Linked DNA regions of Homo sapiens: region 2 is linked to region 1. A link is a contact called in ENCODE Hi-C or POLR2A ChIA-PET data. All regions are on one chromosome and are shown on one strand. The core of a region is the stretch at or near the end of the contact, and the rest is flanking DNA. Distances in the headings are between cores, read along the strand shown.

The links. Hi-C counts contacts between places; a loop is a spot of excess contacts on that map. ChIA-PET counts read pairs that join two places held with the same protein, here RNA polymerase II (POLR2A).
Region 2: a loop to region 1 is called in a map of PC-9, with 6 times the contacts of the local background. The contact joins two enhancer-like sites. A Hi-C loop is called at or near these places in 1 of 168 maps with a recorded cell type or tissue (PC-9). POLR2A ChIA-PET finds 5 or more read pairs at or near these places in 2 of 52 experiments (HepG2 and activated CD8-positive, alpha-beta memory T cell).

The regions. Positions count from the first base shown.
Region 1 is chr5:149,913,838-149,918,675 of GRCh38, reverse strand. It overlaps PDE6A (phosphodiesterase 6A), which reads left to right. Exons shown (of 22, transcript NM_000440.3): 6 at 3,669-3,733. Among named protein-coding and RNA genes, the nearest start is that of PDE6A, 29 kb to the left of the region's middle. RefSeq lists a silencer at 2,736-3,030. Within about 2 kb of position 2,880, at least 4 of the 41 ENCODE cell types and tissues checked have a DNase peak (open chromatin) inside an H3K27ac peak, as active enhancers do; they include PC-9, where a contact is called at or near this core.
Region 2 is chr5:150,470,302-150,475,139 of GRCh38, reverse strand. No RefSeq gene overlaps it. Among named protein-coding and RNA genes, the nearest start is that of NDST1-AS1, 13 kb to the left of the region's middle. Within about 2 kb of position 1,984, at least 8 of the 41 ENCODE cell types and tissues checked have a DNase peak (open chromatin) inside an H3K27ac peak, as active enhancers do; they include PC-9, where a contact is called at or near this core.

The DNA of each region.
Region 1 (4,838 bases), core at 1,631-4,130:
TGTGCCACTGCACTCCAGCCTGGGTGACAGAATGAGATCCTGGCTCAAAAAAAGTAAATTAATAAAATAAAGCAAAATAAAAAATATAAAAAAAGAAAATTGGTTTGTATGTTGGAAAAATAATATATGAGCACAGTGAAAAGTTCACTCCATACGAAATTAAGTGCCACCTTCCTCCTAGTCAGCCCCTGTGAAGCAGCTGCTGTTAGCAAACTCTCTTTGCAGGAACATTTAGGTATATCCAGATATCCACAGAGAAGTATACGTATTCCACCACCACCACTCTGCACTAACGCTATGATTCTATTTTGTGCCTTGCTTTTTTCACTTAACTGAATATTTTGTCACCTTTCCCTTTCAGCACAGGCACAGCAATCTTGCTCTGGAAACGTGTGGTGTCCACTGTACAACCACTTTCCTAATAAGAGACCTTACATCATCTCCAGACTTTTTAAAGCAGTCTAGCTAAGACCCTTGGACGGGGCAAAAAATGCTTTTACCCACATTTGGGAGTATATCTCTAGGATCCATCACCACATGTGGGTCAAATAATATGTCTGTTTTGATCTTTGAGAGATATTGCTACCTATCTTATCATAACCTTAGAATCATAGCTTGGAGGGTCTTTATGGATTTTCTAAAACAATTTTCTTTCTCCCCCATTGTCCTTAGAACCTTAGAGTTCCACAGTAGCTGCCTTGACCAGGGGTTAATAGAAAAGGAAGAGGACAGGAAAGGGAGTAAGAGAGAACAAAGGGGCAGGGACTCTATATACCCGGCCCTGATTCCATTAGGACAGTTTCATATAATTAGCTTCCATGCTTTGCTTGGGGAAAGAGAGCTGCTACTGAACAGCTGTAGCAAACACATACCACCATTCCAATTTTACAGCCAGAGAAACTGAGGCCTAGAGAACACCCATAGTAGGACCGAAACTAGAACAGGAATCCTCACTCTAGGTCTAGTCTCAGCTCCATTTTATTTATTGTATTTCAGCGTTCATCTAGTCTCCCCTTGGATGCTTCCTATTTTAGGGAGCTCACTACCCCTGGGGGTAGCCTGTGCCATTGGAGTGGTTTCAGCTTCTGCCTTTTGTTTAACCAGAGCTCGCCTCCTAGAAGTATTCAGTCAGTGCAGCTGCCGCCAATGCTAGGCTTTGAGCAGCAGAGCCTCTCCCTTATGAGTTGGAAGTTGACCATTGCTGATTGCCCGTCAACCAAACAGACCTTCAGACATCTTTAACTGGTTCAGGAATTCCTCTTTGTGGAGGTTCTGAGTCGGGAGGCTTGGGGTGGAGCCCAGGTATCTGCACTGAAATCTCTAGGGAGGTACTTCTCAAAATACCTGTAGTAAAGGAACAGTTTGGTTTTTCTTTTTAAAAAAATTTCCAATTTTTTTTTGTGTGTGTGAAAAACACACTCAAGAAAGGGGAGTGCAGGCATACTCAAGAGAGTGAGTCACGCCTCCAGTATGTTTTGATTGCTACTTTTAAAAATATGATAAAATATATTCCTAGAAAAACAAAATTGTATAAAGACAGACAAAATATAAACTTGGATCATGCCACTGCACTTGTACTCCAGCTTGGGCGACAGAGCAAGACTCCGTCACAAAAAAAAAAAAAAAGATATCCCCTTTTATTCAATTAAACAGACCTGATCTAACTCAGTCAAATTGTTACAAAACTTCCTAAGTGACTCTCAGTTTCTGTTTTTATCTTCTCCTGGAATAGTAAAGAGTTCACAAGACAGGCACCGGCCCAGGGATTACACTCTGAGCAACCCTGTTCAAGGTGACAGTGATGCGGACAGTAAAACACTAAGCTGTTAACGTTAGGTGACATAGAGGAAAAGCACTGAGCTGGGAATTAAGGACCCAGGTTCTGATTTTGGTTCACTGTCTTGCTACAAGTGAGTCCTTTCCTCTCTCTGTGTCTCAGCTTTCTCATTTGTGAAATAGTTGCTCATCACGCTTGGGCATACAGAGGACCTAAGAAAAAGGTAATAGAATTTCCCCTGGAGAGCTAGGGGAATGGAGTCACATGCCAACATCCAATTGCATGCTAGAGAGTAATGTAATTGAAGAGCTCTGCTTTAAGAGAATGGGAATTTTAACAATGCAAGGAGGCGGGAGAGATGGAAGAGGCAGAGAGTTAGTTTGGGGTCATGAAACATGATGAGAAGGTAGGTCTGAAGTGACGACACAGCAAAGAGAACAGCTGAGTGGTAGGCATGAAGGAGAAATGGGGCCATGACATAGAGATGCACCCTGCAGGGAGGATGGCTGGTTGGCTGTGATTTTAAATGGGATGGGAACCTCCTGACCACTTCCCCATCTCCCTAGATTCTGGCAGCCGTCTTTATCTCTTTCTTCTTGCACTTATCAAAGTCAAAATTAAAACGCAGAGACGAATCTCTATATTTAATGTTTTGGGGCAAAGGAAGACTTGCAATTTGGGGCATACATGCAGACTAAGTAGTCTTCAGTATGTCCAAAGAAAAAAGAGAAGGTAGACGGTTTTATAAAAAAGAGAAATGAGGCCGGGCATGGTGGCTCATGCCTGTCATCCCAGTGCTTTGGGAAGCCAAGGCAGGAGGATCACGTGAGCCCAGGAATTCGAGGCTACAGTGAGCCATGACTGTGCCACTGCACTCCAGCCTGGGTGACACAGCAAGACCCTGTGTTTAAAAGAAAAAAGAGAAATATTACATGTTGCTCTCTGAGAAAGTTCATTGACACCAGTAAGGGTCTGGGGAGCTGGCAAGTTTTGACTGATGAGTAATGGCAGTGGGTAAAATTAGTCCTAGAGTTGCAGCAGGTTGTTTCAGCAACTATCAGATAAAACTGGTTTCAAGTCACAGCAGGTAGCGTAAGCAGCCAGGCATGCAAAGAATTACATTCTGGGAGCAATGCTAGTGTCCTGAGTACTTTTTTGCCCCCTGGCTTCTCAACTCTCTTTTATTTGGGTATGACAAAAATGTCCCAACTTGTGTGATCAACTTGCACACAATCAACCTCCAGATCCTCTTAGAGGATTTCCTATCCCTCTTCCCAGCCTCAGATCCCAGCCCTCTTCCTGATCACTGTGAGCTGCCTCCAAGGTGAAGCACGCTGAATTCTGAGGGTCAGCAGAGGACAGGGAGCACCAGAAGGCAGCCCAGGCACATCCTTGGAGGGAGTTTATGGCCAGGCTTGGCACTTCCTGAAAACCATGGGGCAAAATATGTACAACTACTGTATATCAATAAAAACATTAATTTATTAAAACAACAAAAACTACGGGGCATACGATGGTAAAAGGACAAAGTTGGTTTCAGGGACATACTCCTGTTGAACTTCTATTTGACTCTTGAAGGTATAATTTTTTGGCTGGGTGCAGTGGCTCACGCCTGTAATCCCAGCACTTCGGGAGGCTGAGGTGGGCAGATCATGGGGTCAGGAGTTGGAACCCTGACTCTGCTAAAAATACAATAATTAGCCGGGCATGGTGGTGCGTGCCTGTAGTCCCATTTACTCGGGAGGCTGAGGCAGAAGAATAGCTTGAACGCAGGAGATGGAGGTTGCAGTGAGCTGAGATCAAGCCATTGCACTCCAGCCTGGGCGACAAAGTGAAACTGTCTCAAAAAAAAAAAAAAAAAAAAAAGTATAATTTTTCTCTCTTTTGCCAGGAAATTAACTTTTACAAGGTCATTGACTACATCCTGCATGGCAAAGAGGACATCAAAGTCATCCCGTAAGTTTCACCTGTCAAAAGACAAAATGACAACAAATTAGCTTAAAGATCTCAATTGGCTTTATCGGTGATTCTGGAATTGGGCAACACTTCATTCCATAAAATACATAAGTGTTCTGACAAGGTTGACTTTATAGACAGAGAAGGACTGAAGAAAGACAAGCAAAGATCAAAGAACATGTTAATCATTTTTAAGATACTTTTCTTATAAGGTGGGAGAGGGAGATAGAACAGTAGAAAAATAACTGATTAATGTCAGGTTACTGCTACCTTTTTTTTTTTTTTTTGGTGTAAGGATTAAAGCAGAGGAACTTCATTATCATGCCTATTAAAGACTGGAACAGGACTTTTTGGGAAATTGGCGTTTACCTCTCTCCTAATCTCTAAGAGGATCAGAAAACAACTTAGTTTAGATTTGGTGAAGTGGAACGTTATCACGGTGACTCCACACTGATTTTTAGTTTGGTTTGTTGGAGCTTGGTGCAGAGCTTTGTCCAAAACAAGGGCCTCCTATAGTTTTTATTTTAACACATCTCAAAACATGGAAAACTGCAGGTACATTATCAACTTCCAAAAGATACTCATTCCAAGATCAACACTGACCAAATCCAATGAGACCCCACAGTTGGTTAGAGGCAGGGAGAGTGGGAAGGAGGCAGTGTGAGACGGTAGAGAGACTCAGAGGGTGAGCAGTGAGGCCCAAGAAGGGGGAAGACTTGACCAGAGCCTTGATGAGGGCTACAGTGGACCAGGTTGTGAGTCAGGTGCTCTGAGTCCCAATCTCACAGCCAGGGCCAGTAAGTGGTTTGTCTGGACCTTAGAGTCCCATGTATAGAATGAGACTGGGATGAAATCAGGGATTTTCAACTGTTTTCTGCAGTGCTACTCTTCTGGTACTTGAAGGAGGCAAAGCAAAAGCAGGAAGCTGCAAAGGAACTGACTCAGCCCCCACAGAAAGCCTATTCTCAATGTCCCCTCATGTGTGACCAAGGAAGACAGTGAAAAGAAAAGGAAAGAATGCTCTCAGTCCTGCATCTAGGTAGCTGAGACTCAATGACCATTAGAAGATTTGAACGGTTGCAAACTGTTTAAATATGGGCTTATA
Region 2 (4,838 bases), core at 735-3,234, 560 kb before region 1:
CAAAACATTAGATTAACCCCCAGAAGAGGGGAGAGGTTCAAACGGACACTGAAAGGTTAAGTGGCTGACTCAGGATCCCAGTGTCTGCACAGCAGAATCCAAAAATGCTCCCAATGAGTGAAGCAGGAAGGGGTGGTTGAAGTTGCCTGGCCTGGAGGTTGTCTGCAGTTCTCCATGCCCATCACTCCATACACACACACAAGACCACTTTGTTTCTCTGTGTTATTCTCCTGTCCCTGAACACATCCAATTCTCCTTATAGAAATGAAGAAACTGCCGGGCACGGTGGCTCAAGCCTGTAATCCCAGGACTTTGGGAGGCCGAGGCGGGCGGATCACAGGGTCAGGAGATCGAGACCATCCTGGCTAACATGGTGAAACCCCGTCTCTATTAAAAATACAAAAAATTAGCCTGGCGTGGTGGCGGGCACCTGTAGTCCCAGCTACTCAGGAGGCTGAGGCAGGAGAATGGCATGAACCCGGGAGGCGGAGCTTGCAGTGAGCCAAGATTGCGCCACTGCACTCCAGCCTGGGTGACAGAGCGAGACTCTGTCTGAAAAAAAGAAAGAAAGAAAGAAAGAAAGAAATGGAGAAACTGAGGCCCAGGGAGTCAGAGGGGCCTGCCTAGACCAGCGGTGGCCAGCAGGTGAGCTGGGACTAGACCTGGAAGAATGTCTATTAGCATTCCCCTCTGCCTATCCTGTGTATCTTGGAAGCCGGTAAGGACTCCCAGAGTTGAGCCCAGATGCCATTCCTAGGTGCTTATAGACATACCAGCAGGGGGTGAGGGAGCAGTGCTGACCTGTGGGAAGTCAGCTCTGGGACCGGTGTGGTGGCCAGCCCTTGTCTGGGGCTCTCTGCTCCAACAGGCATGGACATTCTTATCATTCCAAGGCCCTTTCTTCACTCCAACCTGTCTGGGCTGTGTCTGGGGTGAGATGGAGCTGGGGCTGCGGGTGGGAAGAGCGAGGGGAATGGCAGGGATAAGCCCCATAGCCCACAAAGCATGCGGTCACACTCACTTATGCTCAGACTCTGCATGCCCCATACAAATCCCACCTCCCTTCTTCTGCAACTCGCCCTCCATCCAGTGCTTGGGCTCTGACATCAGACTGTCTTGTGTTAGAATCAAGGGTCAGCCCTCAATTACTGTCATTTAACTTGGTTTCAATTGTTTATTTGCAGGAGGATAATAGTATTTACCTTATAAGGTTGTTGAGAGGATTAAATGAAATACTAGGAAATTGCTTAGCACTATGCCTGGCATAGTTTTTTGTTTGTTTGTTTGTTTGTTTGTTTTTGAGATGAGTTTCGTTCTTGTTGCCCAGGCTGGAGTGCAATGGCACAATCTCGGCTCATTGCAACCTCCGCCTCCCGGGTTCAAGCGATTCTCCTGCCTCAGCCTCCTGAGTAGCTGGGATTACAGGCGCATACCACCATGCCCGGCTAATTCTTTTTTGTATTTTTAGTAGAGACGGGGTTTTGGCATGTTGGCCAGGCTGGTCTGGAACTCCTGACCTCAGGTGATCCACCCACCTTGGCCTCCCAAAGTGTTGGGATTACAGGCGTGAGCCATCACATCCAGCCAAACTATAGTTGTTACTGTTACTTTTACCTAATGCTCCCCTATAGCTCACTGGGATATTCTCATTCTCTCTCTCTGTCTGTCTCTGTCTCTCTCTCTTTCTCTCTCTCTCTCTCTCTCTCTCTCTCACACACACACACACACACACACACACACACACACACACACACACCCAAGGCTAACCTCCAGGCTGCCCTCAGTCACTGACCTACGTGGCCATCCTGTCACCCTCTGACCCCTCTATCCAGGCAGGCTGGGACTGGGTCATGTGTCCAGCATTCCTTCTGCCAAGAATGCCTCCCCCCAACCTCATCACAGTCCCAGCACCCCTTTCCTTCAAGTCCCAGCTCTAGTTTTACTCCGCCAGGACCCCGCCTGACTGATTCCAGCCTTTCTGCTCTGTGTGGAGACCTCTGGGTGACTCACTGCCCCTCAGCACTGCCTTGGAATTCGTGACTCTGTCAATGAGAAAGCCTCTTCCTTCTTCCTCCTCAGTCTCTTAAAGTTGAAAAAAAAAAGCATTTTTCAGGCAGACCTGGGGCTCCTGAAATCGACCTGAGATTCCTGTGCCCCCCCTCACCCCAGCACCTGTAGTCACTCATCCCACCTCTCCCCAGGGCTGGGAACAGGCAGGACTGAGAGACCAGGATGTAGGGGCCAGTCACCCAGATGGAAAGAAAAGGTAATCTACCAATCGGGAGAGGCTGGCAGGACCCCTGCACTACTGGGGTCCCAGGAACAGCTTTGCTGAGGGATGGGGAAGCAGAGAGGCCTGCCAGGAGCTGAGAGTCCTGGTGTGGGTCCCTGAAGCCCACCTGCAGAGACTGGTGTCAAGGGAGGGCCTGTAGCCTGTAGGACAGTGGCTCGGGTAAGGGGAGAGGCAGGACCCAGCACTCTTGCCTTTGCTGGGAAGGAAGACTCAGGCTTGTCCTGTGAGCCCCCACAGGTGGTGTGGGAACCCACTGAGAGCATGGGAGAAGCTGAGGGAAGCAGGCACCACCCAGCATCGGGAAACTCTCCCTAACCATTCAAAACACCCAGTGGCCTTGTCAGGGGGGAGTTCTCTACCCAGCAAAGGAGAGGGGTAGGCAGAGGCTGGACCACCGCTGCTTACGGTGGGCTAGGAGGATCCCTGCCTTGGGTGGGCAAGGGACCAGGATTCTTCTCAAGTTCTTCCAGGCTGTGAGAGTTAGTGCTAAAATTCAGTCAGCGATGTCATGATCTAGAAATCTGGTTCTAAAATTCTGTCACATTAAAATTCTGAAATGCCACAATTTTTTCCTGATTCTGAGATTTTAAATATGATTCTAATTTTCTTTTTTCTTTTTTTTTTTTTTTGAGACAGAGTCTTGCTCTGTCGCCCAGGCTGGAGAGCAGTGGCGTGATCTCGGCTCACTCCGAGCTCTGCCTCCCGGGTTCACACCATTCTCCTGCCTCAGCCTCCCGAGTAGCTCGGACTACAGGCGCCCGCCACCACGCCCGGCTAATTTTTTGTATTTTTAGCAGAGACGGGGTTTCACCATGTTTGCCAGGATGGTCTCGATCTCCTGACCTTGTGATCCGCCTGCCTCGGCCTCCCAAAGTGCTGGGATTACAGGCTTGAGCCACCACACCTGGCCTAATTTTCTAAAACTGCTTAATTCGTTAGAAATGTTGGCTGGGCACAGTGGCTCACGCCTGTAATCCCAGCACTTTGGGAGGCCGAGGCGGGTGGATCACGAGGTCAGGAGTTCAAGACCAGCCTGGCCAACATGGCCAACATGGCAAAACCCTGTCTCTACTAAAAATATAAAAATTAGCCGAGTGTGGTGGTGGGCGCCTGTAATCCCAGCTACTTGGGAGGCTGAGGCAGGAGAATCACTTGAACCCTTGAGGTAGAGGTTGCAGTGAGCCAAGATCGTACCACTGCACTCCAGCCTGGGCGACAGAGCAAGACTCCGTCTCAAGAAAAAAAAAAAGAAATATAATGCAAGCCACATATGAACAGTCACATTTTCTAGTAACCACATTTTAAAAAGTAAAAAGAAACAAGTGAAATTAAATTTAGACATATATTTTGGCTGGGCAAGGTGGCCTACATCTGTAATCCCAGCACTTTGGGAAGCCGAGGTGAGAAGGTTGCTTGAGTCCAGGTGTTTGAGACCAACCTGGGCAACATAGCAAGACACTGTCTCTACAAAAAATTAATTAAAAAAAATTAGCCCAGCATGGTGTGAGCATTTGTAGTTCCAGTTATTCAGAGCCTGAGGCAGAAGGATCGCATGAGCCCAGGGGTTTGAGGCTGCAGTGAGCTGTGATTGTGTCATTGCATTTCAACCTGGGTGACAGATCAAAACCCTGTCTCTAAAAAAAATAAATACACAAAAAACAAGGGCTGGGTACCTTGGCCCATGCCTGTAATTTCAGCACTTTGGGAGGCCAAGGCAGAAGGATCACTTGAGCCCAGGAGTTTGAAACCAGTCTGGGCAACATAGTGAGGTTATATGTTGATATATAGCCTCATTATTTTAAATAATGACTCCTCTCATTATTTCAAAAAGTAAAGACCAGGTGTGGTGGCTCATGCCTGTAATTCCAGCACTTTGGGAGGCCGAGGCAGGTGGATCACCTGAGGTGATCTGAGGTGGCTGAGTCTGAGACCAGCCTGGTCAACATGATGAAACCCCATCTCTACTAAAAATACAAAAATTAGCCGGGCTTGGTAGCCCTCGCCTGTAATCCAAGCTACTCGGGAGGCTGAGGCAGGAGAATTGCTTGAAACCAGGAGGCGGGGATTGCAGTGAGCCGAGATCACGCCATTGCACTCCAGCCTGGGTGACAAGAGCGAAACTCTGTCTCAAAAATAAATAAAATAAAATAAAAGCCAGCCATGGTGGCTCACGCCTGTAACCCCAGCACTTTGGGAGGCCGAGGCAAGCAGATCACGAGGTCAGGAGTTCAAGACCAGCCTGGCCAACATGGTGAAACCCCGTCTCTACTAAAAATACAAAAAATTAGCCGGGCGTGGTGGCATGCGCCTATAGTCAGGGGGCTGAGGCAGGAGAATGGCTTGAACCCAGGAAGCAGAGGTTGCAGTGAGCTGAGATCACCCCCACTGCACTCAGCCTGGGTGACAGAGCAAGACTCCATCTCAAAAATAAATAGATAAGAAATATATTTTATTTGGTTGGGCACAGTGGGTGGCTAATGCCTATAATCCCAGCACTTTGGGAGGCCAAGGCAGGAGGACCACTTGAGCCCAGGAGTTTGAGACC